Regions from separate parts of the Homo sapiens genome. Here region 1 is linked to region 2. The links are chromatin loops, found by intact Hi-C in ENCODE. Cell type or tissue: mammary epithelial cell. All regions are shown on one strand. Each heading gives the region's core, and the rest is flanking DNA. Links, peaks and the distances in the headings are about the cores only. Region 1 has its middle 47 kb from the start of ACAN. Region 2 overlaps ACAN (aggrecan).

The links. Peaks named below come from ENCODE experiments on the same cell type or tissue, not always from the same donor. Only the 100,000 strongest peaks of a DNase experiment are listed, where the experiment ranks them.
Region 1: a loop joins it to region 2, with 2.0 times the contacts of the local background. A loop is called at or near these places in 3 of 110 quality-filtered maps.

The regions. Positions count from the first base shown.
Region 1 is chr15:88,748,020-88,764,516 of GRCh38, forward strand. No RefSeq gene overlaps it. Among named protein-coding and RNA genes, the nearest start is that of ACAN, 47 kb to the right of the region's middle. In mammary epithelial cell, for the core only: no CTCF peak of the experiment used is centred there; no DNase peak of the experiment used is centred there; H3K27me3 peaks cover 335 bases.
Region 2 is chr15:88,822,679-88,838,775 of GRCh38, forward strand. ACAN (aggrecan) reads left to right here. Exons shown (of 19, transcript NM_001369268.1): 2 at 13,522-13,598; 3 at 15,985-16,097. The coding sequence starts at 13,529. Among named protein-coding and RNA genes, the nearest start is that of ACAN, 27 kb to the left of the region's middle. In mammary epithelial cell, for the core only: a CTCF peak has its summit at 11,840 (motif pointing left); DNase peaks (open chromatin) are centred at 11,593 and 13,203; H3K27ac peaks cover 778 bases.

The sequences.
Region 1 (16,497 bases), core at 3,084-11,083, 80 kb before region 2:
CCACTGTTCTCCATCAATATCTACTGAGTAATTTTTCATTCACTAAAATATTTATTAAAAGCTCTATTTGAATGTGGTCTTTGACCCATAAGCTTTATTTTGTGACTTGGAACATTTCTATATTTTTGCATGAAGGTTACATTTCGAAATCTAACCACCCTCAGAAAATAGCTTTTTGTGAATCTAAAAATTCTCAAGCTTGTTGTTTCAATGACTGGAAATGACATTTCTCTAAATGCTTTCTTTAAAAGCATACATAAATCAGCACCACTCACTGGCTACAAAAATACTGATGTAACTAACGGATTAAAAGTTATTTGCAGATCGTAGCATGCTAAATTTATCCTTAAGATCCACTCATGTCACCAAATATGGGTTTCTCAATAGTACTGAAAAATAAAGTTATTTTTAAATATAATGTAATCCAAATGTGGTCCCCTTGTCCCTCCTCATTCTTTCCTCTTTTCTATGTCCTCTTTAGCGGTGGCCAGATAATAAAATTTCTTCACATAGCTGCATTAATATTGCATAAAAATTGGAAAACAAAAGGAAATTTTCCAAACAAATGTAAGCATTTTTGTGTCTTTCTTCCTTTCTTTCATTCTTTCTTTCTGTTATTGTTGTTCATTTGCAAATATATTTGTTTATATACATTTTTGTGCCCCCTTATTTACTTTGTAGCAAATCCCCCCATCAACCCCCTCATCTCTGTGCTATGTGCAGCACCTTCCCTCTTGTCTCTCCATTGTCCTCTTGTGGACAGGGATCACATCTTTGTCCCTCTATAATTCCCTGGAGGGCACAGCAACTGGCACATTGCTGTGTGCTCTCAATACTATTCACTGAAATTCCAAGTCATCAACGAGCAAAGAACACACCAAGTCTTTAGAATTGTGACTTACCATGCTATGCCTAGATTGCATAATGAGAGAGATTGTGTTATTTTTCTCCCTTGATAAGAAAAATATTCAGGTTCAGAAAGCTTTCATAACCTGTCCCAGGTCACAGAGATGACAAGTGGCCCAGCGAGGATTCAAAGTTCCACTGAATCCAAACCCCAGACTCCTAACCAACCTGTATGACAAATCTCTTTTTGAATACAGAGGACTCTGTCTTTAATGATGCCCCTATTTCAAAGCTGGAGAGCTTCCACTGTTAGAAAAATGCACAGTCTGGGTCGGGCGTGGTGGCTCACGCCTATAGTCCTAGCACTTTGGGAGGCCAAGGCAGGCAGATCATTTGAGGTCAGGAGTTCAAGACCAGCCTGACCAACATGGTGAAACCCCCGTCTTTACTAAAAATACAAAAAATTAGCCATGCATGGTGGTGCACGCCTGTAATCCCAGCTACTTGGGAGGCTGAGATAGGAGAATGGTTTGAACCTGGGAAGCGGAAGCTGCAGTGAGCAGAGATCGCACCATTGCACTCTAGCCTGGGCGACAGAGCGAGATTCTGTCAAGAAAAGAAAAGAGCCCAGTGTGCCTTTGCGTAGTGATAGGCTTTGTAGTCAGTGATCATGCCTGCCCTGGTCTTCTCTACTCCAAGCTAGTCACCATCACCTTCCTCACACTTTCCCTCCTATAGCAAGGCCTCCAGTCTTCCCACCAGTATCAATCTCTTCCAGAGGCTTTTAGTCTGTGCACATATTGCTTCAAATATTGTGCCAACAGTTTGGCAATATTGCCCTTTGACTTGAAAATTAAAAGTCCCTCTTTTCTAAGAAAAGGCTATTTGTTCTCCAGCCATAGTAACAACTAAGCAGCACAAAGGATTTAAAACCTGACGTGCTACCTTGTCTTCAGTCTCACTGAAATCCATGCTCCTGAATCAGCCAATCATAAATGGCACATGATTCTGAAAGTCAGCCAATCAAAGATAGCTATATGCTTCTGCCATCCAATCAGCAATAGCTGCACTCTAATAACCACACCTCCTCAATTTAAGGTCAGCCAATCCCTTAATTCTCACTCTTGAAATTCTATTAATCCTTGAATTCCGTGCTTCCTCCAAACTTTGTTCAGAAAGACTGTCTCAAAGCACAATTTTCTCTTACTTTACAAACAGTAAATCCTGCTTTTTGTTTCAAGTTTTCACTATTGCCTTCTTCCTTTGATATCCCTAACAATTGTCTTTTCTAGGAGTTTATCCTAAGAAAATAACCAAGCATATGTGCAAAGATTTAGCATTAGAGATGACTTCGTTTATGATGGAGAAGCAGCATGTGTCCAACAGTAGCCTATTAGGTATAAATTTTGATATTTCCATCAAATGGAATAAATGCTAAAATAACCATGAAAAATCAAGTTGTGGCAGATTATTTTATTTTATTGATATGGGAAAATGTCCAAGACATGTTAGTGGAAAAAGCAGATTGTAATGTAGTATTTATAATATGATTCCAATTTTATGAAGTATTTAAGTATATATGTATAGGAAAAAAGACTAGAAGGATATATAGGAAGCCATCAATAGTTATTATAGGAGCTAGGATTACAGGCAATTTTCCTTCTTTCAATTTTCAGCATTTTCTTAATTTTCTGCAATGATACACATATTGCTTCTGTAATTTAAGAGAAAAGAGCATTTTTTAAAAGTAATATCCAGAATAGAACACAATCCACTGATGAGTGCAGAGAGCAAGACCGAGTACAGACAAATGCCTCCTTGATAATGCAGATACCGAATCTGATCATGTATCACATGCAGCTCCGTAATGCTGTAGGCACATATTGAGTTCAAGGTTAATTACATCCTCCTTGTTCTTTCCTCTTGTATACTCCCAGTCATGACCTCTCAAGTGCAATTTGTTAAAATTGAACTCATTTTCCTCTGGTTCCCTGCCTGCTCTGTCTACATATCCCCTCCCAACACAAACACACACACACACACACACACACACACACACACACACACACACCTTTCACCAAAGCAAGCTCTCCACAATCCTAAGTCCTCCCAGGCCTTCAGGCTCTTCTTCCCTTTGCATCCTGTCCCTTAACAAGCCCTCCAGATATTCTTCCAGAATGCCCTGTGCATTCGCCCCCTTCTGCCAAAACTCTACTTCAACTTTTCCTACCCGATAAGGTATATCAGACTGGCAACCTGAGAACCAAACATTGCCCCAAACTAGTTTTTCTTGACCCACATACTATTGAATTATAGACCAACAATTATGGATTAAGAGGCTTCACATAAAAATACAAAATTCTGGCCTCTTACTAAAATAAAACAAAACAAAATGCTATGTTGAAGTTGAGAAGTGACTTCCCCTTTAGACACAGCTAATCCCTTCCAGTTTTCCACAGTCTCCAGCACTCCCTATTGCACCTCTAATACCAAGAGTTCCAGAGGTCATTTAATGTCAAACTTGCTCAGTTGTTTTTCTTGCACAGTCCCCGTGGGCATTTGAGTGTGTGACCCTGACCTAGATTCAATGAATTTTAGTCGCAAGCAGCCTTCAAAATCCTTTTAGAGTAGAAATATCTTCTATATATTTTTAAAATAGCATTTTATCTTTGTTCTAATTAATTACAAAATGATAAATTGCCTAAGAATTGATAAGGTAGAAAATGCATCTCAGCTTTCCCTTTTTATCTCTGAACAAACAAGAAAAGGAAGACTGAGGCTGGGCACAGTGGCTCACACTTGTAATCCCAGCACTTTAGGAGGCCAAGGCAGGAGGATTGCATGAGGTCAGGAATCTGAGACCATGCCTATGGTCCAAGCTACTCAGGAGGCTGAGGCAGGAGGATCATTGAGCCCAGGAGATTAAGGCTGCAGTGAGCCATCATGCCACTGCTCTCTAGCCTGGGTGACAGAGCAAGACCTTGTCACAAAGAGAAAAAGAAAAGGAAGACTAAGTTGACCACATAATACAATATTTTGTTTCTTAAGTTGCACTAGCTGAAATGGTCTTTTATTTTTAAAAACCATACATTTCAGCTTTCATCTACATGTTGTTATTAAGAAAGAATCATGAGCTTTTTATGGAAGAAAATAAAAGACACGTGATGCTTTCATTGAAGAAGTTCACATGTCTTATTTTTGGCTGGTGTCCTAAAAAGGAAATTGTGGTAAAAAAAGAGATAGATAGATAGATGATAGATAGATAGATAGATAGATAGATAGATAGATAGATAGATAGAGAACTTACAGGTAAACCCCTATTTCTTACCTCTTGGCAACTGCCTTAGCAGACACTTATGGAGAAAGAAGATATTCTTTAGTTTTTTGATGCAGATGCAAAAATGAAGGTGAAAAACTATCAAAACAAATCACTGCTTAACATTCCCAGGTATTTCACTTCTAATATGAGGTTACAGGAAAAAAAAAATCCCTGGTATATCTTCCGAATGTGAAGCCTATCTGCCTTTTACACTGTAGGGTGGAGAACATCACAATGAGCAAGTATGCCCTTTGAGTAGGGAAAAAAAGATTGAAACGAGCCCTCCTGAAGAGAGATTTCTGTTGTAGTTCAAGTTACCTTTATCGGCTTTGAATCAATATAACCTTGGAAATCATGGTGTGTTCTAATCAAATCAAGGGATGAGCATCTCTTAAATCTAACAATAAAATAATAGAATTATTATAATTCTGTGACCTCGACAATGGGTTGGCCCAGAAGAGAGCAAATGACCCAGCAGAGACAACTGTGTGGACTTGTGCCCCAAAGGGCAGGCAGCAAGACAGAATACGATGCTGCTGCGTGCAGCCCTGTGAACTCCTCCTCCCACAGGGAACTGATGTAACTGGAAGGTGCCAAATCCTCCTTAGACCACCCCTGCTCTCTACCAGTCCCCACCTTGAAATAAGTCTAAATAGCACCCCTCCGCCCCCACCCCCCAAAAAATCCCAACTACAAAAGCATTGAAGAGTAATTATAAATTTACTACAGGTCCCTAAGGGAAGTAGAAGGAAGTCACATCATATCCCACCCAACATAACATTCTCAAGTCCCTCTTAATCATGTCTGTTTTCTCTCTCCAGCCCCTTTTTAGAGCTGCCTAGCCTCTTCTCTCATCTCCCTCCCATCACCCTGGCTTCCTCCCACCTCTCAGATCTTTTTTTTTTCTGAATCCTACTACACCAGCTGTTCTCAACACTGGCTGCATCTCATGATCCCCTGGGGAGCTTACAAAGTAAACCAGTGCAGAGTCTCACCCTCAGAGACACTGATTCAACTATCCTGGGGTAGGATCTGGGCCTATTATTGTTTCCAAGCTACCCAGGACTTCTAAGGTGCCACCAGAACCACAGTTCTCCAAATTTCCTTGTGTAGAACATCTTAATTTCTCTGACATGCATCCTTACTCTTCACCCAACCCTCTAAAGAAGGCCGTGATTGTCTTCTTCTGTCACATTGATAAGTTGGCATGTAGTTGACAAGTTAGTCTCTTGTAAAGTTTAAAGCATAGGAATTCATTTCATCAGAGCTGTAATTTAAAAAAAATTCTTTTCTTTCTGCACAATAAGTTTAACACAGGAAACAATTATGAATGCATGCTAAGGTTTCATTACAAGGATGTTCACAGTTCATAAAAGTAAAAATCTGTAATCTAGCAATAGATTCGGTTAAATAAATCTATAGCTAATAAATAATTTGTTAAATAATTTGTAGCACATTTTTATGGTAGAATAATATGCATCATTATAATAACCATATCTTAAAATAAAACTATCATAATAATTTCCCTTTTTAGTATTAATAAACAACCTCAAACTGAGAGGAAAGTTGAATCATATATATATGAATACCAATATATCCTTCCCCTAGATTCACTTATTGTTAACATTTGCTACGTGCTTGCTTGCTCCCCTCTCATTGATATTTGAATGTATGTTCTGTTGTTGCTGGGTTTTGTTTTGTTTTCGCAGAATCATTTGAAAGTAAACTGCAGACACTGTGTTACTTCACCTCTAAGCACTGCAAACATCTCATTTCCTAAGAATGAACACCTTAGCCTACATGAACTGTATTACCATACCACACCCCAGACATCAATATTGATGTAATAATATAATCTAATATGAAGTCCATATTCAACTTCCTCCAGTTATCCCCAAAATGTTTATGTAGCTTTTTCCTTTTTAAAACAAGAAATCCAGCGTCCATTCAAGGATGATGTATTGCATTTGGTTGTCATGTCTATTTAGTCACGTTAATCTAGAGTAGTCCCCAGTCTTTTTTTTTTTTGAGTTCAGGCTCATTTTGCCAAAAGTCTCACAATCTGGGTATCTGATTGTTTCTTTATAACTATGTTTGGGCTAAACGTTTTTAGCAAAAAGACCACCTAGACAATGTTTGTTCTTTCTCTTGTATTACATGAAGACATTCATAATGTCAAGTTGTTCCATTATTCATGATGATATATTGGATCCCTCACATAAAGTGACTTTTTCCAGACCTCTCCAATGTAAAGCACTTTTAACTCGTTGAAATTCACAACTTAGCTGTAGGATGACACTTTGAAATGGTGTGAATATCTTTTCCCCAACAACTTTCCCCCAGTGCATCCATTGATGATCCTTTCCTGAATCAATTATTACAACGATGGTTGCAAAACAGCTTATAACATAATATTAAATGAAAAAAACTAGGGCACAAAGCTACAGACCATACAGTCTCAACCATTGGTGTTTGGAGCTGATTCTTACTGGCCCTCAAAAGCCAATTGCTAATTCTTGAGAAATTTTGAAAGTCAGTTGTTAAACTGTTGGTTGCCTGAAATTCACCATGGTGAGAGTATGTACAACACAGATCCCAGCAAGTGCTATAAACCAGGGACTTTTTAAAAAGAGCTGATTTAACAGCACACTACTGATATATATAAAATGTATATACACATATGTGCTACATTACTCCATTCTTACATTGCTATAAAGAAATACCTGAGACTGGGTAATTTATAAAGAAAAGGGGTTTAATTGGCTCACAGTTCCATAGGCTGTACAGAAAGCATGATGCTGGCATCTTGCTCAGCTTCTAGGGTGGGCTCAGGAAACTTACAATCGTGGCAGAAGGTGAAGGAGGAGCAGACACGTCTTACATGGCAGGAGCAGGAGCAAGAGAGAGAAGGGGAGGTGCTACACACTTTTTTTCCCTCCAGAGACAGAGTCTTGCTCTATTGCCCAGGCTGGAGTGCAGTGGTGTGATCTCGGCTCGCTGCAACCTCTGCCTCCTGGGTTCAAGCAATTCTCCTGACTCATCCTCCCGAGTAGCTGGGACTACAGGCACGTGCCACCACACACAGTTAATTTTTGTATTCTTAGCAGAGATGGAGTTTCACCATGTTGGCCAGGCTGGTCTCAAACTCTTGACCTCATGATCCACCTGCCTTGGCCTCCCAAAGTGCTGGGATTACAGGCATGAGCTACTCTACCCAGCCCGGTGCTACACACTTTTAAACAGCCAGATCTTACAATAACTCACTCACTATTAGGAGAACAGTACCAAGAGATGGTGCTAAACCATTCATGAAGGACCACCCCCATGATCCAACCACCTCCTACCAGGCCCCACCTCCAACACTGGGGATTACAATTCAGCATGAGATTTGGGCAGGGACACAGATCCAAACCATATCACATGCTTTAAACATAAAGGAACTCTAAGAAAATATAAGAAAGTGATGATCTGTGTGAGACTATGGATGATTTCTACTTTTCGGCTTTGTCCTTTCCTGTATTTTTCAAGATTCTCATAATGAACATGTATTAGTCAAGGTTCTCTAGAGAGACAGGGCTAATAGGATAGATGTATATATGAAAGGGGGTTTATTGAGTATTGACTCGCATTATTACAAGGTGAAGTCCCACAATAGGCCATCTGCAAGCTGAGGAGCAAGGAAGCCAGTCCGAGTCCCAAAACCTCAAAAGTAGGGAAGCTGACAGTGCAGCCTTCAGTCTGTGGCGGAAGGCCCAAGGGCTCCGGGCAAACCACTGGTATAGGTCAAAGAGTCCAAAAGCCGAAGAGCTTGGAGTCTAATGTTTGAGGGCAGAAAGCATCCAGCACAGGAGAAAGATGAAGGCTGGAAGACTCAGCCAGTCTAGTCTTTCCATGGTCCTCTGCCTGCTTTTATCCTAGCCTTGCTAGCAGCTGATTAAATGATGCCCAACCAGATTGAGGGTGGGTCTGCCTCTCCCAGTCCACTGACTCAAATGTTAATCTCCTTTGGCAACACCCTCACAGACACACCCAGAAACAATACTTTGCATCCTTCAATCCAACCACGTTGACACTCAATATTAACCATCACAGGGCATCTGTTACTTCTGTGTTTTTAACGCCTTTTTTAATGAGTGCCAATACCTACACCCACAACGAGCCCCCAGTTATAACCAGCATCACTCTCTCTATAGTGACACCTTAGACTCAGAAGTTCGGGGGACTTCAAGGTTACCCTTGAGGAAATGCTTGAACCTACTACCATGCTGTAATTTCATAGCCCCAAACTCTAAACAAGAAACTGAAATACAATTTGGAGGTCAGTCTAATGGAGAGAGAGGCAGTTGCAGCTTGAAGTTCTCTTTGAGAGTGCTGGCCTTGTGGGCCTGAGGGGACCAAGAAGAGGTATTCAAAAATAGCACATAGATCTTTAGAAACAAGGAGCCAGGGCCCACTTCCAAAGAGACTAACTAGAAACCTTCTGGATAGGATCCATCCCTCGTTTCGTGGTCACCAGTTAAGAGACACTGATATTGAAGCACGCAATTGGGCAGGAACACTCTGGAAGGCAGAGTTGTGCAGAGGCCCCCAAAGCGTGATCTTTGTTTGGTTACAGCCATCAATTGCTCTTCCAACAAAGGCAGAAACTGTGGATTTAGTGATTTGGGTGTCCCAGATATATGTCCTCAAGGCTGTTATAACAGGCTCCAGCTGTCCTGGTATATATTGATTGCTACAGTCTCAAATGCATGGCAGAGACAAACTATCGGAGGGAGGGTTCAAACCATTCTGCTTCTTATTTAGGTCCATTTAAATGCCAGACACTTTGGCATACATTATCACATTCTGATCCTCACTACACTTTGAAGTCAGCAGGTCAGGTTGCATTATGCATTTTCAAAAAGGAAATGATTTAATGCTTAGAGAAGTTGAGTGAGTTGCCCCAGGGTCCACGGTCACTGTGTTCTGCTGAGACTGGCATAGGCTCTGAGAGAGTGAGGAACATTACTAGGCCTTGGAGTTTCTTCACACCTAGTTTGTCAGAAGAAGGAAGCACCAAGAGATTCAGAAGAAATGGCATACCCAAGAAGAGGGCATGCCTTTGCTGATGTGTTCTGGAGAACCAGCGTGGCCAGTAGAAGGCAGAACCATAACTGGGAGTTAGTACCATGTGCCGATTTTATGGATGAAGGACCCTGAAGCTTAGACCATGTGATCTTTAGAAAGAGATCACCTGGTTCTAGATCCAGTTCTGCTGACCACCAGGGTAATGCTGGGCATGCTCCTCCCCTTCCCCCATGGGAGACTCAGATTCTCCAAAACAGAAAGAAGTGAGGAGATCACCTCCAAGGCATAGTCCAGCTCTAGGATACGGATGCTTTCTGTTCATCTTCATTCTATTCGGTATTCTACGGTTAATGCATTTGGCTAGCAAACCAATTTGATTTCTTATTATAAATACTTCATCTTCTTTCATATAAATGCTGGTAAATATGAAGTTATATGTCCCCAGAGGGACCTTGTTTTCCATGCCAAACCACAATGCCTGTTACGACCAAAAAAAGTGGCAGCTTTAATCTCCTGCTGACCGCCATTAGAGATTAATGCAGAGTGCAGAGCAGGCAATACTCCAGACAGTGTCAGGACATCGTCCCAAACCTTGACCAAGCTTTTAATCATGTTCCTGAGTAGATTTCCAAGGTTTTATCTGAGCCCAAAGACCTCACTAATATCCCAGCACTTTGGGAGGCCGAGGTGGGTGGATCACGAGGTCAGGAGATCGAGACCATCCTCGTGAACATGGTGAAACGCTGTCTCTACTAAAAACACACACACACACACACACACATAAAAAATTAGCCAGGCATGGTGGTGGGTGCCTGTAGTCCCAACTACTCGGGAGGCTAAGGCAGGAGAATGGCGTGAACCCAGGAGATGGAGCTTGCAGTGAGCCGAGATCGTGCCACTGCACTCTGGCCTGGGCAACAGAGCAAAACTCCATCTCAAAATAAATAAATAAATAAATAAATAAATAAAATAATGCTTAATGTGTATTGAGAATTTATTATGTGCCATGTGCTGCTCCCTGTGCTTTCCATATCTTTTTTGTTTAGCCCTCATAACAACTCTCTGAAGTTGTTACTATATCCATTTCACACATAAGGAAGGTGAAGCACAGAAAGGGCAGGTAACTTGTACAATGTCACACAGCGAGTAAGTGGTGGAGCCAGGATTCAAACCCACACTTTTTGCCTCCAGCCTGGTTTATCCAATGCATGCTGGAGCTATTTGTCCTCGATAAGATCAAGGAATTTTTGGGCATCTACTATGGGATGAACATATCACCACTGTGCTGAGATGATTATTTTGAAATGTTAACTTGGGTTTTGTTGTGTATCCTGTGGCCCTTTCTGCATTCCAGCAGATCTGGCATGTGGCATCTTTTGCCTCAGAGGAGGGGTAATGAGGCAGAATGACAGAAAAAAAAAATGAGACTTCTCCTGGCTTCTGAGTTGAAGCCCTAGAGGTAATGAGAAGACTTTAGCAAAGGTTTGCAAAGAATGTGCAGTGAAAGAACAGGCTTGGAGCCCAGAGGCCAGACAAGAGGCCCCTGATTATGGGTAAGAGACCCGGAGAGTGGAGATGCTGGTGTGTCCAGGGGAAGTGGAGCCTCTTTCTGTCCCCACCTCTGGTCAGGATGGAGGTAATGAAAAGGTTCATAAAATCTGAGATCTGAGAGTAATGAGGAGATGGCAACAAGCCCAGGTAGAGATGTCTGAGTGGGGTATCCAGGCAGAAGACAGGCCTAAGCACCTTCACTAAGCTCCCATGTCCCAGCAGAGCAGGGAGGCACCCGTGTGTGCAAGGGTGGCCCTGGAGGACAAGGAGAGTTATCCAACCTGAAGGACCCTCTCCTATGGAGACAAGAATGGTATAGGAGTAACCCACAGCCCCAGCCCCAACCCCTTGGCACAACTCTAGGAGAAAGAAGGAGGAACGATGGGTTGACTGAGATATTAATATTTCCCACCGTGCAATGGAAACAGGACTTGGAGCAGAGGTAAGTCACCATAAGATAAAGTAACATTTTTTTTGTACACTGGATTTTGTGAACTGAAATTTGTACTAATTATTTTGAACAACAGGATTTTGAAAGCATGAAATATGATCCTGTTTTTAAGTAACTCTCAACCCAAGCAGGAGATAACTGTGCTATAATGGACAGAACCCAGGATGCATAAGGTCACGACGTCTGGTCTCAAGTTCAGCTCCCCCACTTACCAGCTGAGAGACTTTGCCCAGGTCTCTCAAATGGTCTAAGCTTCAGGGTCCTTCATCTGTAGAATGCACATGGCACTAACTCACTGGTTGTAGGGTGTATTAAATGAAAGGCATATAAAGGAATTGTATGAGACTTTAGCATGCTATAAAACTGAAAGAAATTATTATTATTATTATTATTACTATCATTACCAAGACACATCAAACAATTGGGGAACTCAAGATAGAAATCACTTGGTACTGCATAGTGCATGCAAGAGGTCCAGAAAGGACTAGAATATATCACAGATATAAAGTGGGAATTCAAATGCCCTCCCTTCCAAATGATCATGATTGTCTTTCCTTGTGGTGAAAAAGTTGCAACAGGTTTTTTAAGTCCTAACCACGGGACTCAGCACACTTCTCACTTAGCTGGCCCTAGCTTGCTCCTCCATGTTCTCCACCCAAACCAATTCATTACTGCCCATGGGCCTCACCTAGTGTAGGTCCCTCAGCCAACCTCATGCCTCCCTGCATTCATCCACGTCCAGGTGCCCACCACCACCATGCCAAGACCTCCAGGGCCCATGTTCTGCAGGAGACAGAGCCCACTTGGGAGAATGTCTGTGACAAGAAGCACAGCACCAGCCCAAGCTCCCACACTCACCATCAGCCATGGAGGATTAGGGATGCCTCAGAGCACATATTTATTTGCAAACAGCTCTCACTGCCCAAGGTGGAAATCTCCTGAGTGTTGAGCATCAACCACCAGGAAAGAGCCTTTCTTCTGTGTTTTCTCCTAAGACCCTTCACCAAGGTTGCTGGGGTGAAGGGCCTTAGGAGACAGATCACACTGTCACCCAGAAGCTACTGCTGAATGCAGAGCTGACAGGCCAGCCTGGTCCTTTCGCTGAAAAAGGTACTGGGTCTATCAACAACTATTTATTGAGGACCTATTATGGGCCAAATAGTGATCTAGGCACTAGGCATACAGTGGTGGACAAAACAGACAAGTATTTCTGCCCTCATGGAGCTTACATTCTACTGTGTATAGCAGGAGAAGGAAGAGGAAGACCAATAGTTCACAAAACGAGTAAGTAAAATATGTAGCATGTCAAGTGTCAGTAGTGCAATGGAGGAAAATAGAGGAAAGGAGAGGAAATGCCAGCTTGTGGAAAGGGCTGCAGTTTTACATGAGGAGGTCAGAGAAGGCCCCACTGAGAAGGTAACAGATGAGCAAGGACTTCTGGAGAGTGAAAGAGTGAGGCATGCATGTATTCAGTGGAAGGGGGATCCAAGAAGCAGATCTAGCAGGTGCAGAGGTTCTGAAGTGAGAGCATGGCTAGGAAGAAACAGATTTGTATTCGCAGAATCTGGTCCCAGACAGACCTGCTCTTAAACCAGACCGAAGACAAGAAGTTGTTTTCATTTTTTTAAATTTTTCTTTAGTGACTTGCCTTTACTGTGTTTTCCCCAAAGCAATCAATTTAATTTTCAGAAACAACTGTATTTACTTTCTTATTTGTATTTCATTGTATCATATAATGTTTGTTTAAATTATTTCATTACAATAAGTATGACTGGCATAAATAAATTTGGGAAATGACCACAATTGACTCTTGTTCAACAACAAGAACAACAAGAAAACTCAATAGATGACAGCAGAAGTAGACAGGCGTTCTAGACAGTAGCTGAGAGCATTTCAGATTGCTAGGACCTCCGTCAATATGTTTTGCAGAGGGAATAAGAAGGTCTATAAATGTAGCCAGTCATTTAAACAGAATAAGAATAAGATGGCTTTCCCAATGGCTTACGATTGACCCCAATAGCATGCCTTCAGTTGTGATCCTCAGATACATGGGACTTCTGTGTTTCTCCTTCCTCACTATTACCACAACTGGAGGAGCTCTTTGGATTATTTAGTGCACCACTATGTAATGAATTTAATTAAGGCATATCTGTGACATATAGGAGCATTGCTTTGATGCTTGTAACTCTAGGTGACACATTTTTTTTTTTTTTTTGAGATGGAGTCGCGCTCTGTCGCCCAGGCTGCAGTGCAGTGGCACCATCTCGGCTCACTGCAAGCTCCGCCTCCCGGGTTCAAGCCATTCTCCTGTCTCGGCCTCCCGAGTAGCTGGGACTACAGGCGTCCGCTACCATGCCCGGCTAATTTTTTTTTTGTATTTTTAGTAGAGACAGGGTTTCACTGTGTTAGCCAGGATGGTCTTGATCTCCTGACCTCATGATCCACCCACCTCGGCCTCCCAAAGTGCTGGGATTACAGGTGTGAGCCACCGCGCCCAGCCAGTGACACAAATTTTTAAGAACTGGTGGCTCAGTGGCATTTGAGCTTCTGTTTCTCCCTGTTAAATAAGCCAAGTTCTTTAGCTTTTCTTCCTGAACTTAATTTTCTATTCTTTCCTCATGTTCTAAAGGCAAATTATGATTTAAGTTATAAAGCCCAGGAGTAACAACAAGTTGTTTTAAATGAAAGCAGCTCCTGTTTTCAGACTGATCGATTATTCCCTTTCCTGGGTTGTCTGGCTTTGTATACAGTGGGAATGTCCTTGCTGTCCAGATCCCACCTCAGTGCATTCTTGTCATAGTCTCTCCTGATATCTGCCTTACAGAGGTTAGTGGTGGCAGCTGTTCTCTGAAGCTCCCGACTTTGGCCTCAGGTTTACCCCCAAGGACACTGCCTTGGGCAGTGGACACACTGGAACCTAGTCCCCATCCCAGGTACCAGCAAGGACCCACAAAGGAGAGGGTTCCTGTTCCCAGAGCCATCTGGCTTCCCTATCCCATGTACTCTCCATTTAACGTCAGCCTTTGCAGCCTCAGCCAAAGCCAGCCAGGGTGACTTTAGAAGGGAAGCCAGGTCTGTGGAAGCAAGGCTTGCTTGCCTCCAACTTCCCCTCACCTCATCCTCATTCTCAGCCCTTCAGGACCCTGCTGTCATGCCACCCCCTCCAGGAGTTGGTGGAACTTCTCACATCTTTGGATTTACATAGCAATTGTTCTCTCTCCTAAAAGCAGAAGCCACAGCCTATCAGATTCCAGATGGTTGAATCTGTTTCTCCACTAAACTGAAGGCTTCTTAAGGCAGGCATTGGACCTAACCTTGCCTCCCCACCGCACCCAGAATGGGCCCTTGCACTGGAGTACAGCTCAATAAAGCCTTGTTAGATTGAACTGAAGATGTTTCTTATAAGAGGCTGCTTAAGTCCCTTCTTCCTGAGCTCCTCAGGCCCAATATCCAACCTCTTCCAGTAGGGCGAGGCTGCAGGGTGGCCTGGGGTACAGTAACCCCACTTCCCCTTGGGTAAGCTACAGAAGACTTGCAGCTCAGCGGCCCAGGGCACTGAGAGTCAGAGAGTGAGACCACAATGTTAAAAATGGGATAGGCTATAATAATAATATTAAACATTTATGTTTTTTCTCAAAACACAAGACCTAGGTCATCTTTGACATCAAAGGCAATCTGAGCTCTTCTCTGGTGTTCACTGAACACCAGAGAACCTTAGCTTAGCTCAAGAGGGACAACACGGATTTTTGTTTGTTTGTTTTTTGAGACGGAATCTCATTCTGTTGCCCAGGCTGGAGTGCAATGGTGCAATCTCGGCTCACTGAAACCTCTCTGCCCACTGGGTTCAAGCGATTCTCCCACCTCAGCTTCCGAAGTAGTAGGCACTCACCTCCACACCCTGCTAATTTTTGTATTTTTAGCAGAGACGGGAGTTTTGCCATGCTGGCCAGGCTGGTCTCAAACTCCTGACTCAGGTGATACACACGCCTCGGCCTCCCAAAATACTGGGATTACAGCATGAGCCACCGTACCCGGCCAGGAGGAACAACATGTTTTACAACTGTTTACAGAAAAAAAGGGAATTGCAAAGGAGCCAGAGAAAGATACATTGTTGGAGGTGAGATGGACTGAGGTGCCTAGCAGAAGGTCAGCCTCTCTGTCTCTGGTCAGCTCCAGGTCAAGGCAACAAGGTTATGGGGGCAGCTTGTTCTTGAACAATATGAGGCATCTGCAGTAGAAGTACTTTTGTAACCAATGCTATTCAAATGCTAGCCTGTTAACAGGTAGTGCTGGAATTGGGCAAAGGGGTGCAGCACAGAAGGGTATTTGCCTTAGACTTTGCATTCACAAAGTGCTTCAAACTCACACTCTTGAAATTCTCCCCAGTGAGCCCTTCCTACAGTCACAGATTCCTACTGCCAGGATGGATAGAAGAGAACAACCTTTACTCAGCTTCAATATCCCAGCACAGAACAACTGTGCACTATGAAATAATATGGTTTTATAAATCCCATCATTCTCTTGCAAATAGCACCATTCTACAATGTTCTTTTTTTTTCCTTGAGACACAGTTTCACTCTGTCACCCAAGCTGGAGTGCAGTGGCATGATCTCAGTTCACTGCAACCTCCAACCCCCGGGTTCAAGCTATTCTCCTGCCTCAGCCTCCCGAGTAGCTGGGACTACAGGCACGTGCCACAGCGCCCAGCTAACTTTTTTTTTTTTTGTATTATTAGTAGAGACAGGGTTTCGCCATGTTGGCCAGGCTGGTCTCAAATACCTGACCTCAAGTGATCCACGCATCTTAGCCTTCCAAAGTGCTGGGATTACAGGCTTGAGCCACGGCGCCCGGCCCTATGTTGTATTTTTATAAAACCATTAATGTATATCAGTGTTTTAAATCCACCACAATTCCAAGAAGCAAAGCCACTCCAATAGTAGTATTATTACTCCTGCCCATATCTTAGTCTCTAATATCTTATGTCCCTTTAGTCTATATGTCCTTTTAGTGGAGTCTAATGTCTCCACTAAAAGGAACCAAGTCTCCTCAAAAAAATTATTAGTTTTAGGAAGAGTTGGTACAAAATAAGCCTGGAACATTTTGTTATGCTAGAAAGTAAGTGCTGAAAGAAATGATGGGAACATCATAAGGATGTGGGCCCCAGCTTGAAGGGATGCTTACTGATGAAAACTAGGGCAATATAAGCACCAAAATAATTAAGTGCAGCAATGAGTTATAAACAATTGAAAAAATAAGAACTCAT
Region 2 (16,097 bases), core at 8,098-16,097:
CCGCCTCAGCCTCCCAAAGTGCTGGGATTACAGGCGTGAGCCACCACGCCTGGCCGCTAACTACATGTGTTCTATGAGGTGAGGTCCTTCCCAGACCCTGGAATCAGGGGTTGCAATTAGGGTCCAAATAATGAGGTTGGACTACAGATAACCCATCTCCTTTCTTACCTTTGACTAGATCCAAGGACTAAACTCCAAGAACCCGAGCATCTGTCCCCAAAACTGAAAGGATTGGACTAGTCACCCCTTGTTTCCCTACAGCCACATCCCAGGCACCTGGCCCTTGCTTTGTCCAGAAATTCAGCTATAACTCCACACATCTGATGGCCCTTTCTGGCAAGCAGGCATTTCCATCAGGACCCTCAGCTGCCAGACACATTTACTGGAGGTCACTTATTAAACCTGGGCTCAATTTCCACACAGGGAGGCTACTGAAGCATCACACTGGGTCTCCCAGCCCCTTCTCATAGAGGAAAGATCTCTCTGTCCTGCAGGGTTGGCAGTCAGCGCCAAGTAAAGGGAATTTAGCTCTTGGCCCAAGATCCCTGCCCAGGAAAGGTACTTGCGCCTGCTGGAAACTTTGGGCTGAAGTATACTCCTTTCCAAAAACTCAGGTCTGATATTTACACAAAGTCTGAAATTAATGCAGAGAAAACTTCCAAGTGCTTGGACTGGAGCAGAAGGCTGAGAACAGGAAGGGGCTGGTCCCTGGTACTAGTTTTGGTTTTTTGGTGGTTTTTTTTTTTCTTGTTTTTTCTCACAGAACAGGGCAAAGCTGAGTGTCCCTGGATGAGTGAAGCAGGAGGATTAATCATGCCCAGTGCTTCTCCACTTTAAACTGGTTTTCCTGGGAATTTGCAATTGAGAGTGGGGAGGGGTAAGAATCGTGGGAAAAGGCTGATGGTGTTCAGCCAAATTCATCCTTCACGTGCCCACCCTTCTACAGGCACATGCTTTGGGGCCATCCACGGCTGCAGCCACCCCATCCTTAGGAAGCACCACTGGCCTTCCTTTCCGGTACCTGGACTCAGCATCACTCCCAGCCTCTTGGAGATGCAGCCTTCATTCAGCACACAGCTCAGCTCTGAGTTCTGTTTTTGTCCCTAGATGTCTCTGGGGTCACCTACTACTCCCTGCTTGGTGGCCCAGGCCCATCCTTCTCCACTCTTGCACCTCTTTTAGCAGAAAAGGAGTGAGAATGGATATTTCCATGGGCCGTGTGTGCACTCCCGGCTACCCCTGACAGCTCTACTCAGAGCTACCCTCCCTCCTGGGGCTTCTTATGTGTTCTAAGGCTGAGGCAGGAAGACTGTGAGATCAGGTGACACTCAACAGTTATGATCGGTCTTAAGATTAACAGTCCTGGCCGGGCGCAGTGGCTCACGCCTGTAATCCCAACACTTTGGGAGGCCGAGGCAGGCAGACCACGAGATCAGGAGATCAAGACCATCCTGGCTAACACAGTGAAACCCCGTCTCTACTAAAAATACAAAAAATTAGCCAGGCGTGGTGGCGGGCACCTGTAGTCCCAGCTACTCAGGAGGCTGAGGCAGGAGAATGGCGTGAACCCAGGAGGCGGAGCTTGCAGTAAGCCAAGATTGCGCCACTGCACTCCCGGGTGACAGAGCGAGACTCCGTCTCAAAAAAAAAAACAACAACAACAACAAAAAGATTAACACTCCTTCTACTTCCAAACCTAATACAAAGGGACATTGCCTAGTGATTAAGAGAATTCATTCATTCAACAAATACTTGTTGAGCACCTACTATGTGCCAAGCACTGTTCTAGGCACCGGAAATACAGCAGTGAGAAAAACCAAAAAAACTCCCTGCCCTCATGGGGTGTATATTCAAGTAGCTGAAACAGACAGTGAACAAACAAAAAAGGACAATAATTTCAAATAATAATGATGCTATCGGCCAGGTGTGGTGGCTCATGCCTATAATCCCAGCATTTTGGGAAGCCAAGTCAAGCGGATTACCTGAGGTCAGGAGTTCAAGAACAGCCTGGCCAGCATGGTGAAACCCCATCTCTACTAAAAATACAAAAATTAGCCAGACATGGTGGCACACACCTGTAATCCCAGCTACTTGGGAGGCTGACGCAGGAGAATTGCTTGAGCCCGGGAGGTGGAGGTTGCAGTGAGCCAAGATCTGACAGGCCTTCAGCACCACTGCACTCTAGACTGGCTGACAGAGCGAGACTCTGTCAAAAAAAAAAAAGCTATAAATAGACTTTAACAGGGTAACATGATAGGGAGGGAGGGATAGGGGAGCAGGGTGGTCAAGGAAGGGACATTTAAACAGGCTAGAATGACAATGGCCAGCGAGGGAAAGATCCAGAAGTGTGTGCTGGAAGAAGAAAGAGCAAGCACAAAACCCTTAGGACAAAATCAGCTCGTGTGGTCAAGGCACAGCTAGAATGTGGCGGGGTTGAGGGTTTGGGGAATAGTGATCTGAGCAGGAGCAGGAGCGGATCACATGGGGCCTCACAGGCCCTGGGAAGGAGCTGGATTTTTCTCCAAGAACATTCATCCTTTTCTGCCATGAAGTCCATAGGCCAAGCTCCCTTTTGCTCCCACCCCCTCCAGCAGGATCAGACTACCCAGGGAACACGAGGACTTCTGGTGGGTGACTTGGAAGGAATAAGAGGAAGTTCCAAGTAAGTTGCCACAAGGAATCATCACTCTGTATCTCTTCTCCTAACTGGAAATAAGTAATTTCCAGAGGCCTCACCTATGAAAATTCTGGCCAAAGGTGCCAAGAAACTTCCCCAGATTCACCTAGATAGTACATTATGAGTCAAAGGTATGAATTCAGGTTGTGTTCTTAAGATACCCACCTTCTAGTGTACCATGTTATCTCCCAAGAGGCTTGAGAAGAGGCTATTCAGGAAACTGCATAGAGACTGGGTCCAAAGTGGACCTCAGAGAGAGGATGAAGAACAGCGTATCTCTTGTCCCAACAGGTCCAAGTCAAAGAGGTATTACTAGCAGGGACATAGATCAGTGAGTGAAGGGAATCACGACAGAGAGGCCAGAGAGGGGAGAGATTGATGTCATCTTTTCAAGTATTTCTGTACTACACGTCCTAAACCCCAGCCTGCTCCTTCCACTTCCTACTGTGCCCACCCCCACCTCCAGAAGCAGGCAGAACCTTCACCTAAAAGCTCACACAGGCCTTCGGCAAACCAAGGCCAGCTCTGTTTTTATTGTTTGACTAGCATCCGCCTGGCTCCTGGTCAGGACAGTGAGGTTGGCCTCGGACTGGCAGTGGCAGAAACAGCTCCGTGGGCTGATTTCTGAAGCTGAAGTTTCGAAGAGGCTTCAAAACACCCCTCTCCCTGTCCCTCTGTGATCAGCAACACAGGAAGCAGCAGGAGTTGGTCAGCTCTTCCAACTGCCAGAGGTACGCGGTCTCTCATGGTAGGATGGGACTTTAGAAAAGGTTAGAGACTCAGCTCACGTCGGGGGGCTCTACTGACTACCCACAGGTTGACTAGTAGGAATCCAGATATTTTTGAGCAGATGATGATCATGCTTTTGTAGGTGCTGGCTGAGACATAGCCCATTTAATCAGAAATGACTTGATTAGAGCTCTTGAAAAAGCTCATCCTGAAAACCCCTGGAGGAAGTTAACAGGACTGTCTGCAGCCCTGCCACGGAGCAGGGCATTTGTATAGTGGCCTTTTTTTTCTTTTTTTTTTTTTTTTTTTGGAGCCCCTGGGAAATTTGCCTGAAGGACACTGTGGAAGAGCCACCATGCTGGGCTGTAGGAGCCAGCTTTGCAGGGGACCCCTGGAGACACAGGGAAAGCCAGGACTCAGAGCCCCAGCAGGGCCCTGCCCTGTGGATGGAAGGTCCAGGAGTGGATCAGGAGTCCCACTTGGGAACCCCCTCCTCCAAAATGGACCCTGTGTTACTCATTGGCAAGATCCCACCAACCGTGCGCATATTCCAGGCACTCTGCCCATATTCCTGGGCAGAACTGGAAGAGATTTGGGTTTCCCTCTCTCGTGAACTAATTAGTGATGCATTTTCCCATCTACCAACCCCTAAAACTTTCCGGATCTGAAATTCCATGAGAACATTCCCCATATCCCCCTTGATTTATATTTGTTACCTAGTATGTTGTCTCCCCCTTGAAATGTGTTTGTTGACTGAATAATGGAATTAATGAGTAAAGCTAATGAGCGTAAAGGGACTGTAAATGCTGAGAAAACCATAGCATTGTAGCCACAGGACCTGGATTCCAAACCAAACTCAGCCACTCACTATCTGTGTGACTTTGGGCACGTTGTCTAACCTCTCTGAGCCATTGTCTTCCTTCCTATGAAGACTGTTCTAAGGATAAGAAACGGCACATGTACAGCTCAGAGAGGAGTTCCTGACATACAGCAGGCCCTTCCTAAAGATGGCCCCTAGATTGTTCCTGAAGCCATGGCATAAGTGGATTCTGGCTATAAAATGCCCACTGTTGCCTGAAGATAGAGAGGGGGTGACTGCCCTCCCTGACCACAGAGAAGCTCCAAGAGCTCTGTGGCAAGCCGTGGAGACGGCAGTGGCAGATTAGGCTCTTCCTTTACAGTCCACAGTTTTATTTGAACTCACATCCTAGTCCTGGGGTGAATAGAGGAATGATCCCTAGGCTAAAATAGTTGGTGGGGTGGGGGGCCCCATTGTTTGCTGTCACTGCAGAACAAATGACCATTCACTTACAGCATCATTTAAATTAGATACAGATGCAAATTGTATGTGGGTGGTGTTTCTTATCAGGCTAGCACCCATTAGTTGGGTGGCTACTTTGTGCAGAAACTGACCTCAGTGCCCCATTCACTTGGACCATCATTTAAATTCGATATAGATGCAAATTGCATGTGAGTGGCACTTTTTATCAGGCTAGCACCCATTAGTTGGGTGGCTACTTTGTGCAGAAACTGACCTCAGTGCCCATAGTAGGTGCTTGGTGTATCCATATTAGTTGAAATGCAGTGAGGGGCATACACAATGCAGGTGTTCTTGCTCCTCAGTGAGGGAGGAACCAGCCAGACAAACCTTGAGAAAGGAGGCCAACTCAGCATCTCTCATTTAAGTCCTACAGCGTCCTATGCTATTTGATAGATCCTATCTAATCAGCACTTTAGAGGTAAGGAAATTGAGCCTCGAGAGGTTAAATAATTGAGCCAAGGTCATATGCTCACAGGAAAGTGTCAGAGCTGCGATTCAGCCACATCTGTCTGACTCCCAATCATGCTCTTTCTGTTGCACCAGGGCCTGCTCCCACCCTGGCCATCGCACCCACCCATGCACACATCCCTTAAGTGGTTGGCCTAGTAGTTTGAAACAAAAGTGGGAAAGAAGCCACAAGCCAAGATGAGTCTGCTAATAAGTTGGTCATAACAACAAGAAATGACAAAGGACACAGGCAGACAGGAGAGCGTTTCAGGCTGGGGGAGGTTTCCAGGCGGTGGCATTTGCATGGGGCCTCAAGGAAGGTGGGAATAGGTCAGACATAGAGCTAAAGAGAGGGTGTTTTTTGAAGGAATGGAACTGTGTGAGCAAAAGAAGGGAGTGAAAGGACAGGGCCAGACCCTAGCCCCAGATTCAAATAGGGCACTGCCAGGGGATAAGACCCATGCCACATCGGCAGTCAGGTAACAAGTATAACCTGCAGGTATGACACTCTCCGTGGTGTCATTTCTCGGTTTCTTATTTTCTTTTCTCGCAGCTCCACTACCCGAGCCTTTTTTTTTGCTCCCCAGAGAGCCTCCCCTCACTTCTGTTAGATGTGTGCACCACCCTCCCAACCTCACAACTCTCCTTTCTGCCTTTTCGTCCCTAGCACAGTGAGGGCATGGGGGCATCTTTCTGAATAGGCTGGACCTTCCCAGAGAATGTGCTCAATAGGCAAGCGAAACCCTTGTGCATTGCCCTGGATGTTGCAGCAGAACAGCAAGCAATGAGCAGGTCCCTGGCCATGAGGGAGGCTGAGAGGGTGGAGATGCAGTTCCTTCTGTTCCCAGAAGTTAAAAAGGTGGAACTCTTCTCTGCACTGCGTGGAGCTGGCATTTGGAATCTCAGGGAACTCCAGAGTTAATTCTCCCACCTGCCCCCATTTCAGAGATGGAAAATCCGAGGCTCCGGGTCAGGCAGCCATTTTAGTCAGGGCCAAGGTTAGGACCCAGAGCCGACTCACTCATGTCTGCTATCTCTGGATACAGGTTTGTCTGCACTCACTAGGCTAGAAGCAACTCCAAGGAAAAACCTTTCTTTCCCTTCACTGGGCCCCTCTGTCTTAGCACAGAGCTGCTCAAGGCCAATCCTAGACAAAAGTATGGCCTTGAAGGGTTTATCTCCAGCACTCCCCACCCTGCTGCCAACTGTCTGTTTCACAGGACCTACACACTTGCCCGGAATGGAGAAAAACACATGGAATTTGATTTAAGATGCTTCAGTGATGACAGAGCAAGTAACAAATTTGGAAAAAGGAAATCAAAGATACGGAAAAAGACAAGGTGTTGAAGAAGGTGGGGAGAAGAGAAAGAGGAGGAAATATCAAAAGAGTATTGGCAGCTACAAAAATTACCTTCACAATTTCCCTGGGGGTGATGCTTGCATGATGATCCCAATTTACAGAAGGGAAAACTGTAAACTGAGGCCTTACATGAGTTTCCTGGTGAGTTAGGACAGAGCTGGGACTGAAATCAGCTTCCTGGCTTCCCGTTTCTATACCATCCCACCACGTCTGTTTAGAATATGTGGGAAGTTAACAGCTGCAGTTGGGGTGACTCTGGCCAGATATGCTCTTGGTGTAGGGTCCCTGGCCTTTTCCCTATGCTGGGTTTGAAATCCCAGCCTCGAGTGCATATGCTACTGCGTTTATGCACAGCTATCAGGATGATCTTGTTCATGAGCGAGTGACAAGAGAAAAGGTGCTATTGGGAGATTAGGCTGCAAATAAGTGATGTGCTGGTGACTGGTGACTACAGGAATGGGGCACCTTGGTCCTTTCGAATCCATCTTCTAGGACTTAAGTCAGGGACACAGAGCCACCTGGTCGCAGGCAAATCTTACTGGTCTACCAGTCTACCAAACCCCAACGTCTACTTACTCATCTAACAAGGAGGTGTCAAATACCATTTTGTGTTATTCCTGGTACTGTGTGAGTTAGCATAAAGGGATTTTGTTTTCATTTAAGACTTGATTTTCAAACTCTAGGAGGTCACAGTCTGCGTGATGAGACAGAGTTAGCACACATAAAACAACAGAAGAAAAATTGGGTGCTAAACAGTGTGTAGAAAGTCATAGCTGGGGGGAATACAACCCAGGGCCAAGGCCTGGTGAGGTTTCAGGGAGGAGGCCTGCAGGATCTGGGAGAGGAGGGTGGGCGTTCACGTAGCCAGCAAACATTTGCTGAGTCTACACTGATGTGGACTCACGCTGGGCCAGGGGAGGTGACATGGAGATGAACATTTCCTGACCATACCCTAGGGCTGGCAAACTGGCCTTGGTTTTAGGGCCAGCCTCAATGTCCCCAGGGACACATGGAGGACAGCACAATGAATGGAGAATGAGGCTTCATTCAAAGGAAAGAAAAGTGCTCATTATCCTTCCCCAGCCCGTTTCTTTATTTACTATTATAGTCATGCAACATTTAACAGGGATGCGTTCTGAGAAATGCATTCTTAGGCAATTTTGTCATCCAGCAACATGTGCAGTGGAGACCCCTCCACTAAAGTGTACTTACACAAACCTGGATGGTACAGCCTACTACACTCCTAGGCCATATGGTATAACCTAGTGCTCCTAGGTGACACACCCATACAGCATGTTACTGTACTGAATACTGTATTTTTACTGTACCTTTTGTATGTGTAGATAGGTTTAGATACACAAATACTTGCCTTTGTGTATACACAAATACTTCCCTCTGTGTATCTAAACCTATCTAAACCTATAAAAGATACAGTAAAAATCCTGTATAAAAGATAAACAATGGTACACCTATAGGGCATTTACCATGAACAGAGCTTGCAGGACTGGAAGTTGCTCTGGATGGGTGAGTGACTGAGTGGTGAGTGAATGCGAAGGCCTAGTGCATTATTGTACACTGGTGTAGGCTTTATAGACACTGTACACTTAGGCTACACTAAATTTGTAAAAATAAATAAAGTAATTGCACTATGACGCTACAACGGCTGCAGCATCACCAGGTGATCACCAGGTGATCGGCGTTTGTCAGCCCCATTAGAATCTTACAGGACCATCATCGTAGGTACAGTTTGTTGTTGACTGAAATGTTATGTGGCCCATGGCTGTAGTTACGTCCAGTAGTATGCTGGTAAATCCACTCTCAAAAAGGAAAAGAAAGAAAAAGAAAAAGAAGAAGTCTCACCTCGTTGATAGTGTCTGCTGATATCCATCATAACCAGTTTCAAACTACCAGTGTGATGTCACCGAACACAAAATTTGAAAGAGATGCATAAAATGGACTCTGGCCGGCTGGTGCCAATTGGCTGTAGCATAACACTGGTTCTCCTTGGAGCCCTGGGAAGGGGTGACCCTGATTGTTCCTCCTCTGGGCCGCACATGGCCTGTGACCTTCCCAAAATCACATGCTGCACTAAAGCGCTATCATTAATCAATACAGCCATGCACATCACAAGGAAGCAGCGTGTCTCTACCTGAGACTTACTGAATGTGAAGGGGTCTACCTCATTTGGCTGGGCACCACCTAGGTGCTCATCACATGTGAGCCTCCAGTCCCATCCTCAGCCCTCCGCCCCCCAAGGCCTAGGGTTGAAGGAGATCACTTCTAAGACGTACGGGCTGCCATTTGTCCATTCATTCATTCAGCAATTTCCTCTCTTTGTGCCACACACTACATTGGGTGCCAGGGAGACAGTGGGGAACAAGACAGACACAGCAGCTACCTTGTGAAGTTCATTAATGCTGGGAATTATGAGGGCCAGGCCCCCTGGCACTGAGTTCTGGTTTGGGCTCCACTTCCAACCTACCATATGGCCTTGAGCAACTCAGCCTCCTCCTTGGGCCTCAGTTTCTTCATCTGTAAAATGAAGAAGTTAGGCTTGATGTTCACTAAGGTCTCTCACAGCTTAGACCTTCTGTGGCTCCAGGGGGTAAAGAGAGGTCCAGAAGGCCGCCACAGGAGGAAGCGTTGGTTGGAGGGGCCAGGAATGTCTCCATGGAGGAACAGCAGGCAGGAAGCAGATTGGACCTCTGAAGATTCACCATGAGTCCCATGAAAGAGGAGGGGATGTGTTTTGGGTGGCTTCTGATGGTGGAACTCTTGGATGTAAATTATAATGTGGCTGAGCCATTTTGACTCAATCTTGAAAGTTCTTGAGTACAATTGGAGCTGCTCAGCCAAGGAATGGGCCACCTTGTGATGGAATGAGCACCTAACATGCAATCAGAGGCCAAAGACCACCTGGCTGAGCTGTATATACAGGATTCATGCCAGGGAGGTCATTATTGTAAAGCATCATGATCGTCAGTAGTGAAGGAATGAAAAAAAAGAAGTTGTGTGGTCCATTGTATTATGTGGAAAAGACAAATAGCATGCAAAAAGATTGCAATTACAGAAAAACACAAGTAGATACCTTAAAAAAAAAAAAAAAGACTAGAATGGCCAGGTACCATGGCTCACACCTGTAATCCCAGCACTTTGGGAGGCCAAAGTGGGTGGATCACTTGAGGACAGGAGTTCGAGACCAGCCTGCCCAACATGGTGAAACCATGTCTCTACCAAAAAATACAAAAATTAGCCAGGTATGGTGGCACACACCTGTAGTCTCAACTACTCGATGGTTGAGGCAGGACAATTGCTTGAACCTGGGAGGCAGAGGTTGCAGTGAGCCAAGATCATGCCACTGCACTCCAGCCTGGATGACTAGAAGGCAAACTATCAAAACACTAATAATGAGGATTCGGATTGTAGATGATGGTCATTTTTTTCCCCATTGTCCTATTTTCCAAATATTTGGTAGTATGATAATGTTGTGTTTGAAATGAATGCAGTTTTATTATTTATGGAAAGTCATCTGGTCCAACCCTCATCCTGGGACAGGAAGCCTCTCTACAACCACTAAACTCTCTTCCAATCCCCCAGTTCTGAGAGGCTCACTCAGGCCTGACAACCAGGGAGGTGGGAGGAAAGTTACACTGATGGATGCTTGCTGAGTGCCAGAGCCTGTGCTGGGTGCAGAGCCAAAGAAACAGTGTCCGGCCTGGAGGAGGGATGATGGCAGTCACATTATCTCACTCAGTCTTTGAAACAGCCGTGGGGCAGGTCCTAGATTATTAAGCAGTAGGCGTCCACCCACGTCGAGGAGGGGTCTCCACTGCACATGTTGCTGGAAGATGCATTCAGGGAGAGTGGGTGAGCTGCCTGTTCAATCCCATAATTTGATGGAATCCAGGCCAAGACCTTGGCCAGGTAGACAACCATGGGGTAGAGTCTGGCTGATGAGGAGGTGAAGGTTTCCTTGTCTGCAACCTGGACACATGCACGCATGCTCACACAGACACATAGCCTCAGCTCAAGCTAAAAGCACCTCACTTTCCCCTACCAAATCTCCACATAATGCTCTCTGAGAAAGTCAATTCCCTGGTGATGAACCCAAACCACATGACTCTCACCCGGCCTTCACCCAGCATCCCCTTCCTGCTCCCCAAGCTCCCCTCTCCACTTCATTTCAGGCTCCCCGTCCCCTTCCTCTGCCTCACCTATGCTGTCGCCCTGTCAGCACCTAATTCAGCTTCCCATGGAGAAAGGCCTCCCTGTTGACAGGGCCGTGCTGGGACTCAGGGCTGCCAAAGTCAGTCTTCTCGCATAAAAGGCTCAGTGAGTCCTGGAGACACTTGGAAGCCAGACAGAATGGAATTTCTCCCTATTTTCTTTACAGCTGAGAAAACACACACAAACACAAGAGCATATTTATTGCGATATTTCTATCCCAAAGTTTGTCTTTAAAAAAAAAAAAGAAATAAAATTAGTTTCTCTGCCCACTCCACCCCTATCCCCCTACCCCCACTCTCCTCCCCACCTCTTTTCATTCCTTCCCATTTCCTGGTTTAGGCCAGGGAGAGAAATCAAGCCGTCCAAGCCCCACAGAGCACTCCTACACCCCCGGACAATGTCCAGCTTGTTCAGAGAGTGAGGGAAGAAACACAGCTCCGAAAACATACACACAACCTCCCAATGAAGGGTGTTCTGAGGGAAGAACAGGCGGGCCTTGTGTCTGAACACGAATCCCTAAGGCTCTGGGAAGAGAGGAGCCGGAAAGTCTAGACCCCTCCCCAGAGTGGAGAAGACACTTTGCCCTCTGCCTTCTGGGGAACTATTTCCCAGCCGCAACTCGTCACATGGGGCTTGAACCAGAGCCCCTCATGGTGCCACAGCCTGCAGCCAGAGACTTTTCTTTAAAAGGCAGCATCTAGGTAGAAAAATCCCTAAGGAGACACAGGGGCTACTTCTCAGAACTTTGGGATTTTCCAGACTTTCTCCAGTGTGAGGATGACGTGCCTCATGCATTCACGCCATACCCCCAGCAGCACCCACAGACAGCCCTTTCATTTCTGGGGTGACTCGTATATGTAGCATAGGTGGTAGAAAGATGACACACTCAATCAACAGGAAGAAAGGGTCACTCGGAGTCCTGGGCCCACCCTGCCCCTGCCCCTGGCATTCCTGGATGGGAACACCAGTGCCCTCCCAACACCCCTCCTGAGCCTAGGGACTCCTGGGGTGCCCCCCTCATCCCCAAATCCATCCAGCCCCAGCCGGCGGTGACTGAGCCAAGAGCGACACCTGCTGGGCCACTGGACTCTGATAGAGCAAAAGTCTGGGAATGCCACGGGCGAGAGTTGCTGAAATCTCCAATCTTTTCTTTAGTCCCAGATCCTCCATCCGCTCCAAGGTTCCCTCCCTCTGTGATGCAAGCACTTCTTAAACCAAAAGGGGAGGGTAGGTGCTGATGCAAGTCCATCCAACAGAACAACTCGGGGAACATCACCAGGCATGCACCGTGGAGGGAAGGTCACAGGAGGTGTCTGTAATGGGACTGCACGTGTTCTAGGCCAGCGGTGCTCCATCTTGGCTGCACCTTAGAACCTTCCAAGCTCTAAAAATCCTGAGGTCCAGGCTGAAGCCCAGGTGATTTCAGTGTGCAGCTGAGGTTGAGAGCACTGCTCTGGTGGGTCTCCTGTACATTCTCTTGGGTCTTCTTGGGTCCACCTATGCTGGAGTCAGGGTTCCAATTGTGCACCTTTACACTGCGGTTGTCACAGACCTGTGTACTTATTATGACAGCTTTACAGCAGATGACGATAAGGAAGGTTTGTCTTTCTAATCCACATGAAGTCATTGATCTAGCAGGAGAGCTACAGCTTCCTAGGTCTAATTTCTCTCCTAAAATATTAATCCGTTCATCCCATAACCTCCTCAAGAGCTCTCTAGGTGAACATCTTTTCCCTGACATGAACCAGGCCCCTAAACCTTGCCTGAAACCTTGGAGGCTAGTCCATTCTAAAACACACGTGATCTCTGGATTTGAAGTTGGTGGCAGGCCCAAGTTTCATTAGGGATGTTGAGCAACTCATCACTTCTCTGGGCCTGAAGGACTGTGTTAGTCAGGGTTCTCCAAGGAAACAAACCAATAGGACACATGCACACAGACACACACATACGCACACAGACACACACATACACACACACACACACGAGAGACAGAGAGAGAGAGAATTATTATAAGGAATGGGTTCATGCAATTATAGAGGCTGGCAAGTCCCAAGGTCTGCATGATAAGTTGGTAAGCTAGACCAGGAGACCTGGTGGTGTAATTCTAGTCCAAGTTTGAAGGCTTGAGACCTAAATGAAATGATTGGAGTAGTTTCAGTTTGAAAGTCAGTAAGCTTGAGACCTAGGAAGAGCAGATGTTTCAATTCAAGTCCAAAGGGAAGAAAAAGCAATGTTCTAGCTCAAAGGCCATCCAGCACAAAGAATTCTCTCTTTCTCAGGACAGGTCAGTCTTTTCTCTCTATTCAGTCTTCAACTGATTGGACTAGACCCTCCCACATTAGGGAGGACCATCTGCTTTATTCAATCTACCAATTCCAATGTCAATCTCATCCAGAAACACCCTCACAGACACACCCAGCACAATGCTTGGCCAAATGTCTGGTTGCCCCGGCCCAGTCAGGTTGACTCATACAATTAACCATCACAGGAACTCATTCAGATGAGACTTCACTGGCTGAAAGATGGGAGGTTAGGTTTATTAGCCTAATGCCCGGAATTAAACTGAGAAACCTGTGAAGGTTTTGTGAGGGAAGGATTTTTTAAGAAAATATCTCACAAACCACGTGCAGCCTCCTTCTCTGGAGATGATTCCAGGTCCTTGGGTGTGGAATTATCACTTTGCATCATATGTCACATGACTCTGCTTGACCTCACCATGCCTTCACTGTCTAAATAACGCCTCTGCCTCCCCTCTTCCAGGTGAACTATGACCACTTTACTCTGGGTTTTCGTGACTCTGAGGGTCATCACTGCAGCTGTCACTGTAGAAACTTCAGGTGAGGACATTCCTATACATGTTTCACGTATTCAGTAGGCATGAGTAGTGGGTTTGAGTACTGGGTACTGAACCTGGTGCTACTGGTCCCAGGGATATAATTTCCCCTTTCCTGGACTTTTCCTGGCCCCACCCTTCCCCTGTTGATGCATGCATAACTGTGATGGGATAGCACCCATGCGCGGGCACACTCTTGCAGGAGCCTTGCTCAGATAACACTGCTCCTGACTGCCCTCAAGCCCCGACAGCTGGCAGGGAGAGCTCCCGGCAGGTGCCCTCCTTCCCTCCATGGATCTCAGTGAGGACTGCTGCGCACTGAGCTTGCCGGAGGGGCAGGACATAGACAAACCAGTGGAGAAAGGACCATTGAGGGAGGATCGGCTGGAGCACCAAAGAAGAAAGGTCACTTGGGAGACAGCCAGAGAAAAGCCCCAGGGAATCAGACAGGTCTTTGCCTTTTCTGCAAACCATCCTCGGGAAGCCCCAGCCTGGTCTCGTGCATGTGGAAGGCACTGGGTCTACTGCTAATCCAGCATTGGACCAAATGAGCAAAACTTCCACTGACCCCAGGATGGGCTTGACCCCAGAAGGGAAGGTATGTCTTCCCCAGGCCCAGACAAGAGAGGACTCTGCTCTTGGCTGTGTATTTTAGAGGCCCCCACTGGCCATCCTCCAGCCTCAACCCTCTCCAAAGGAAGGGGAGTCAGCAGGGCCAATGTGTCTGCCCAAATCTGCACTTCCCCTTTAGAGCACATTCTGGGGTCCCAGGATGCCCAGAATTTCCCCTCCAAGTGGGCCCAGGCCACATCCAGGGCCTGCATGGGTCCATCCTCCTACGGGGACACCATACCCCTGGTGGGAGCCACCCTGGGCCCAAGGGAGGGGCCAAGGAGTGGCTGTTTGTATGGGGTGTGGGCAGAGCAGGGCTGTGGGGCTGAGATAAGCACAGCAGCACATGAGACCCCCTCACAGTGCAGTCAGTGTGGGAAAAAGAAGGCGGCCCAGCTCCCCATGCTCCCACCCAGCCACTACAGCCCAAGGCAAAACACCAAGTAATCCAAGAATTCTGAATTTAAATCTGTGCTTTCAGGTCATTTTGAAAGGTACCATTGTCAAATAGGAAGATAGGACATAGAACTTAACAATCTGTTGGCCTGATTTACAACTTTTGCATCTGTAGACATATGGGACAAGGGCCTTCATTTGTACTGTTGCTGGGAGACCCACAGCCATGCAGCCCCTGGCTGTACCCAGGGGTGGTCCGCCCACACAGGGAAACCAGTTCATTAGGTTTGAGTGGGGCTTTAAAAACTGCTGAGCTGGGCACGACAGTCCCTTTCAGCTCTCCCCTGAGAACCACTACTGCTAAAACCAAGCCATGTCCAGGGTGCGAGGGCCCAGCACTCGGAGGAAGATGCCTGTGGAAGGGGCCAGTGGGACTGCCCAGGACATCAGAAGGTTAAGGCCTGGACTCTAAGCATTCCTCGCTCCCCTCCCCTTGCCCTGTGATGTATCTACAACCCACAAATATCTGAAACATTTTTTATTTCAACCTGTAGGCCCCCATGAAAGAACAGGTTTCATAAATGTATGAGTCTCCATGAAAGGTGCTTTTTTTTTTTTTTTGGAAAGCTGTTTTTTTTCTTTTTTTTTTTTCCCCATTCCCAGCAGATCTTTTGTTTCTAACAAGATTTGGTAAGCTTGTTGCACCTCCTCTATTGACACTCTCCATTATATTAACATGTTTGGAGTCTGATCCTATCCCATCGCCTCTCCTGCATCTGACTGTTTGCACACCAAAAGGTCTGATCTTCTCGGATGCTTCTCCACCTGAGTCCCCTGACTCCCAAACAGCAGAAGAGAGTGACTTGTCCCGGTGGCAAAATCAGGCTCGCACCCAAAAGCAGACCTCCCCAAATGGGACACATCTTAGAAGTTTTCTGTCTCAGCTTTAAAATTGTGTAGATTACTTTTCTACCCCAACATAATTTTTCCCAAAATCTTTGAGTTAAGCTGTCACTCCAAGGAGATGGGTCCTGTTTTATTCCACGCTTTGGTGCCCACTGCAGTACCCCAGTTTGAGAAACAGGGAGTTGGTCCTGACTCTGACGTCTCCCCTCCCTCCTCTGGAATCCTTTTCTAGCTCCATAGTTTCTGTCTCGAGATGCAGAGGCCAGGGGTCTTGAGGAACACTGCTCTGGAAAGGGCGTGGCAAGCCTTTCTGGGAATTCCCACATGACACGGGAGCATCCCCATCATAGAGACAGACACACTCATCGGATTTCGCTCTCTCAGGAGAGTGCATTGCTGGAAGGATGGATGGGGAGGCGGGGTGGTCCTCTCTAGGCACTAACAGGTCTCTCTTCTACCCCACCTCTCCCACACAGACCATGACAACTCGCTGAGTGTCAGCATCCCCCAACCGTCCCCGCTGAGGGTCCTCCTGGGGACCTCCCTCACCATCCCCTGCTATTTCATCGACCCCATGCACCCTGTGACC